Linked DNA regions of Homo sapiens: region 2 is linked to region 1. A link is a contact called in ENCODE Hi-C data. All regions are on one chromosome and are shown on one strand. Each heading gives the region's core, a stretch centred on a gene start or an enhancer-like site at or near the end of the contact. The rest is flanking DNA. Distances are from core to core; before and after follow the strand shown. Region 1 holds the start of UTP6 (UTP6 small subunit processome component). Region 2 holds the start of SYNRG (synergin gamma).

Region 1 (3,299 bases), core at 604-3,103:
AGTATTATCGGCCGGACACAGTGGCTCATGCCTGGAATCCCAGCACTTTGGGAGGCTGAGGCGGGTAGATCAAGAGGTCAAGAGACTGAGACCACCCTGGTCAACATGGTAAAACTGCATCTCTACTAAAAATACAAAAATTAGCTGGGCGTGGTGGTGCGTGCCTGTAGTCCCAGCTACTCGGGAGACTGAGGCAGGAAAATTGCTTGAACCTGGAAGGCGGAGGTTGCAGTAAGCCGAGATCGCGCCACTGCCCTCTGGCCTGGCGACAGAGCAAGACTCCATCTCAAAAAAAAAAAGTATTCTCTTACACAATTACTTTTGTGTTCTTAAGGGTTCATTTTTAAACTTTCAGGAAAATCATCTTAATCAACTCCCAAAACCAATGACATTCCCACCAGCAAAGCAAATACAATTAAGAACTTTATACCATTTATGTATGGTGTTTTTTTTGTTTGTTTTTTTCTCGCTCTGTCGCCCAGGCTGGAGTGCAGTGGCATGATCTTGGCTCACTACAACCTCGGCCTCCCGAGTTCAAGCGATTCTCCTGCCTCAGACTCCCGAGTAGCTGGGACTACAGGCGCTCACCACCACGCTCAGCTAATTTTTGTATTTTTAGTAGAGACGGGGTTTCACCATATTGGCCAGGCTGGTCTCGAACTCCTGACCTCGTGATCCACCCACCTCGGCCTCCCAAAGTGCTGGGATTACAGGCGTGAGCCACAGCGCCTGGCTGGTATTAATAAAGACTTCTTTTACTCCAAGTTCAGGTCACTTAAATTTTAATAATAAATTTCTTTCCGAAATTCCTCTTATTTCTGAGTTCTCAACATGTAAATTTTTTTAAAAATCTAAATTGCGTCTGCCTTAAAAGACTTATTACTACGAAGGACTTACGGGAGAAGATTCAGAGTCCTTAGCTAAGGAATGAACATATGACAAATATATATTAGGAGAATTTAATGCAAGATGTGCAAGACAGGTGTCTTTAGTAATGGTAACATTAACCTTAACTGAGCACTTTCTAAGCGTCCACACTGCTTTGTTTTGTGTTTCATTAACGAATGCTTACTTTGAAGCTCTGAGTCACATTACTACATTCAGACGTTGCAAAACAAAGCAACAGTCACAGAAACCATTAAAAACTATTAAACATAATTTTAACACGCTACTGAATGTCTACCATGTGCCAGGCGCTGTAGTTAGGCTCTGGAGTAGCATATGAAACTGATTTCAATGGTCCCCACCTTCAAGTCTAGTTAGGAATTTATCCACTCCCCCTGGGCTCTCACAGCACTCTGTTCCCATCCCTACAGCAGTACAAGGTACTACAATCAACTTACAGTACACTGTTATCAAAATATTTAATTTGTCTGTCTCCCCCACCACACTCTGCCCAATTAGCTCCTAATGAGCAGGAATCCTGGGTTTATCACCTTTACAGCCCTAAGACCCGGCTCCATGAAGGGCTGTCAAAACGTCTGATGGGTAAGTAGACGGACGGATTACCTTGCAACGAATGAAAAATTAATTCTGGACATCACCGAAAACGAGAAATGGGCTTCCACCACGTTAGGAAAAGTAAACACAGGTCGAGCGTCCCCACATCTAGCCCCTGCCACACACTCCCAACCTCCCCTCAGGCCGCCTCAGCTCTTCCCTCTCCCCAACCCTCTCTCACTTAATCTCCGCATGACTGAACAGTCCAATGCGCTCCAGCTGTTCCAATTCCGGGAGCCGATCTTCTATGCGTTCCTGAATTATCTCTGCCATGAGGTCCGAGGTCTACAACCCCGCGGGTAGCTTCTCAACAGCGAACACGAGCAGGAAGCTCCCGGTTTCAGGTTCGGAGACCCAGCCCTACCACCGACGCGTCCGGACGTAACGTGCTCCCTAGGTCCCGCCTTTTCCGCTTCCGCCACCTCCTACTTAGGGGAAGGCCCTTCGGCTTCTACAGCCACCGTCCCCTCCCTGTGGCCGATTGTGGGATTGCAGCGAGAACCCGCCCTGGTCTTGGGCAGGACGACTCTAGCGGACAGGAGTTGAGGGGCGGGGCTAGACGGGAGGGAGGGGTTAAGTGCGCGCGCCGCTAGACTTGGACAGCCATCAGGAAAAGCGCCTCCAGGTGTAGAGAGGTGGGCTGCTCAAGCCTGAAAGGGACACGAGATGCATTTTCTTCAGAATATTGTCTCCCATCCCACGTCCTGACTTCCCAACACCAAGAACAACAACAAAAAAAAAAGCAAAGGAGGAGGATATTGTACAATTAAACATTTTTGAAAGCCGGTCGCGGTGGCTCATGCCTGTAATCCCAGCAGTTTAGGAGGCCGAGGCGGGCAGATCACCTGAAGTCAGGAGTTCGAGACCATCCTGGCTAACATGATGAAACCCCGTTTCTACTAAAAATGCAAAAAAATTAACTGGGCGTGCTGGCACGCGCCTGTAATCCCAGCTACTCGGGAGGCTGAGGCAGGAGAATCGCTTGAACCTGGGAGGCCGAGATCGCGCCATTGCACTCCAGCTTGGGCAACAAGAGTGAAACTCCGTCTCTAAATAAATAAATAAATAAAATAGAATTGTTTATTATTTAAATCAATATCCTGTCTTTGTAAGCAATAGCTTTCAAAATATATGTCCCTAGGTGAATATCAGACACTATAAATTCTTTTTAGAAAAGGAGATTTTTGTATTGAAAAGTTTGAGAATTACCAAAATAAATCACTAAGGTATAGACACCCTCCTTAAACCATTGCCCAAGCAACTTAGCATTTCTAAGAGAAACACCAGGCAACACAGCTTGGAGGCAATATTGCTGGTATAGTTAGTAAACCTCAAATGATAACTACATGGTTCAGTTCTTTTTTAGTTCTGGATATAAAAAAGCCAAAGCAGCAGTTCTTGCTAAATCTGCTTATTTCAACATTCACATTAGCACCTGGATCCTGTGTGTGATTTATGAAAGGAGAATGGGCTCAGCAAAACCATGTTCCACCTCTGTGCCTTGCATTTCTTTCTTTCCTTTCACATTTTACCCACTCATCTCAGAACTGAGACGAGGGTTGGCTTGTGCTACACCATTTCTTGAATCCTTCAGCTGTAAGACATGTCAGAAGTGGAAGGAAATCACGAATGTAAGACAAAGATAGAATTTATTTGTAAAAGTAAAATCTCTGGGGCTGTGTTAACAGTAAGAGTGGAGATGACACTAGATAGTAAACTCCATATGGGCAGGGAATTTTTTCCTTTTTGACTGGCTAGATACTCTACAGCTTATAGCAGTGCCTACCATATAATAAGTA
Region 2 (3,112 bases), core at 586-3,085, 5.7 Mb after region 1:
GTTTGAGACCAGCCTGGCTAACATGGTGAAACCCCGTCTCTACTAAAAATACAGAAATTAGCTGGGCGTGGTGGCGCACGCCTGTAATCCCAGCTACTTGGGAGGCTGAGGCAGAAGAATCGCTTGAACCCGGGAGGTCGAGGTTGCAGTGAGCCGACATCGTGCCACTGCACTCTAGCCTGGGTGACAGAACGAGACTCTGTCTCAATCGATCAATCAACAAAATTAGCCGGGCATGGTGGCGCGCACCTGTAATCCCAGCTGCTCCGAGGCTGAGGCAAGAGAATCGCTTGGACCCAGGAGGCAGAGGTTGCAGCGGGTCGAGATCACGCCGCCGCACTCTGGCCTGGGCAACAGAGCAAGACTTCCTCTCAAAAAAAAAAAAAAAAAAAAAAAAACAAGACAAAAGAAAAAGAAAAAACAAATAGAAGGGAATTATTACATATGTTTCTTCTCCAGCCAGAAACTGGCTTACACGAAGTATTTATTTTTTAAAAAACCCTCTAATGAAACAACGGAGAGAACAAAAGAGAAAGCAAAAAGTTTAAAAATCTAAAGTTAAAGATGTGCAGAGGAAATGAAAAATGGGGTTACACACAGGTGGTTTATTGAACAGCCACTGCTCGTTTCCTGACAAGCACCTGCAAGAGGTGATAACTTTAAGGTCCTTACACTTTTGTAGTGTTCACGACTCCGAAATTGAAACACTGCATATAAAAAAAAAACCTAACACTTCGTTTTCCAAAGACAATTTAGGATACTGAAGATGCAAAGCTACTTTTACCTCCAAATGTGTGTGCTGTTGTGTGTTGGTTAGTAAAACAAAATCAGACTAGGTCATTATAGAAGTGGAGTGAAAACTTCCTAGAATAAAATATTTCCTTAAATGATAACGAATCTGTCAGCTTGTAAAACGTACATCTCCCTTACCATTCTGGGTATAAGAACCACGGCAGTTCTTGGCTGAAATGTGGCAGAGGGCAGATTTGTTTAAGGGCTGAGTCTGGAAGCTTTGTTCTAATAAATGCGCAACTGCTGTTTAACAGTGCACTTTCTTTGTTTTTAAATGCCTTTTTAAAAAGAAGACAGACAAGTCTTAAGAGTTAGTGTACAAGACAAGAACTCTATCTCAAGACCATTACTAATTCAGAGGTCTTTAGATGTTCCTGCTGTTTGTCGCGGGTTAAGGAAATAAAGAGGACAGGACACTCTAAAAGGGGAAGAGACAAATAGTCCACACACACACCCCCCTTGGAAACAGTCCTCCAGCTTTGTGAACAGATTTTTAAAGCCCTCCCTCCAACATATCCGGTTAAGTCTAGAAAGCCCAAGGAAAGGGAAGACCCTGGTCGCTTCAGAGGCAGCTAGGACTAGGAGCGGAGTCGCGGTTCCTGATTTGCCCCGCCCCCCCCCACCCCAAGAGGACCCTCATCTTCTCTCCCCTCCCACACTGGGCGCGCGCTCGCTCCCCGCTCGATTCCAGGCGGCCGGCGCCCCCAACTGATCCCGGAACACCAGCGTCCAGCACCTGGGCTCCACACGCCCCTTTCGGCCTGGGTCCCTGGGGGATGACCCTCCTCCCGCAGCCCAGTTCCAAGGAAAAGGATCAGGGCTGGAGAAAACTGCCATAACTGCCAAGCGCCCCTCGCCGCCCCCGCGGAGGCCAGCGGGCTCCCGCCCGGCTCTTCACACCTACCCGCCTCCCCCGGCGGACCCCGCGCCAGCTCCCGCGGCCCCGCCGCCACCAGAACCAGCTCCTGGCCGCAGCGCCATCTTGCTCCCGACCTGCCGCTGCCTTCGCCGCCGCCACCTTATCAGCAGCTGTCAGCTGAACACAGCCACTTCCGGGTCAAACACCAGGCCCCACCTCGCCGCGGACCGGGCGATGGGGCGGGGCCTCGCGCCCACGTGACTCCCCCGGCCCTCGGGGAGGCGTGGCGCGCCCACGGCACGTGACCCGGCGCCGCAGGGGTCCCCCAGATTCAATTCTAGCTCTCGGGCTGGTGGGGCGGTCGCGGGCGCCTCTCCAAGGGAGCTGATTCATTGTCTGGTAGGCCCTCTGCAGGGCCCAGCTGGCGGCCCAGTGGCAAAGCGCCGTTGGTCCTCCGTTTGAAAACCATGATCGCGGTTAGTGGAAAGAGTAGGCTGAGTCCTGATTTTTAAACTATACGGTGGGTACACTGGTGTTCTTTTATTGTTACTCTTTACACACAAAGAACAGATAGGTCCTGAAGGGCCCTTTGATAGTCTCGCAGCACTGATGAGTGATCAGCTCTCCCCTCTTTCTCTGGAACTCGGTAGCTTCATGTTGGCACCTATCACAGACGCTGAAGGCATTTAAATTTTATTTTAAATCAACCAAGAGCCCAAAAACCCAACCCATATTTCGAAAAAACTCCAAGGTGTACTACTCTTGTTTGGTTCTGCCATCCTGCCACCTTACAGTCCTTTTGTTTTTCCTATTCTTGCAGGCAAGTGCAAAACAGTGGTTTTTGGAAGGCAATTCATAATTACTCTGAAGCTATTTCGGCATATTTTTTACTGATTTTTTTTTTTTTTGAGACAGGGTCTTGCTCTGTTGTCCAGGCTGGAGTGCAGTGGCATGATCATGGCTCACAGCAGCCTCAGCCTCCCTGGCTCAAGCGATCCTCTCGCCTCAGCCTCCTGAGTAGCTGGGACCACAGGCATGCACCACCACACCGGGCCAATTTTTTTTTTTTTTTTTTTTTTTTTTTTTGTAGAGATAGGATCTATGTTGCCCAGGCTAGTTTCAAACTGCTAGGCTCAAGCTATGCTCCCACCTCGGCCTCCAAGTGCCAGGGTGTGAGCCACATGCCTGGGCTGTGATTTTTTTTTTTCTTTTAATCAAACTACTGTCTGGAAGTAAAACATGAAAGTTGAGTAATTTTCTCAAGCACGTAGTTTGCTTGCTAACAAGTAATGGATTAATTAGCTTTACGTTTTCACTCTTGTCTCAAGGTTTTTACTGGGTAATAATTTGTAATAAGTTATTAGGCACAAACCACTGGTCAGGAACTGTACACGCATTTTAAAAAATCCTCAGTATCCTTAGGAGTTACAATTGGCATCTTACAGATGAGAAAATCAAGGT

The links. Hi-C counts contacts between places; a loop is a spot of excess contacts on that map. Pooled maps may share reads with other maps.
Region 2: a loop to region 1 is called in a map of gastrocnemius medialis, with 15 times the contacts of the local background. The contact joins the promoter of SYNRG here to the promoter of UTP6 in region 1. A Hi-C loop is called at or near these places in 2 of 168 maps with a recorded cell type or tissue (gastrocnemius medialis and naive thymus-derived CD4-positive, alpha-beta T cell) and 5 of 50 pooled maps.

What each region holds. Positions count from the first base shown.
Region 1 is chr17:31,899,855-31,903,153 of GRCh38, forward strand. UTP6 (UTP6 small subunit processome component) reads right to left here and starts at 1,854. Exons shown (of 19, transcript NM_018428.3): 1 at 1,682-1,854. The coding sequence starts at 1,773. RefSeq lists enhancers at 1,329-1,478, 1,522-2,113, 1,799-1,848.
Region 2 is chr17:37,607,583-37,610,694 of GRCh38, forward strand. It overlaps SYNRG (synergin gamma), which reads right to left and starts at 1,836. Exons shown (of 22, transcript NM_007247.6): 1 at 1,697-1,836. The coding sequence starts at 1,773. DDX52 (DExD-box helicase 52) reads right to left here. Exons shown (of 15, transcript NM_007010.5): 15 at 2,157-3,112.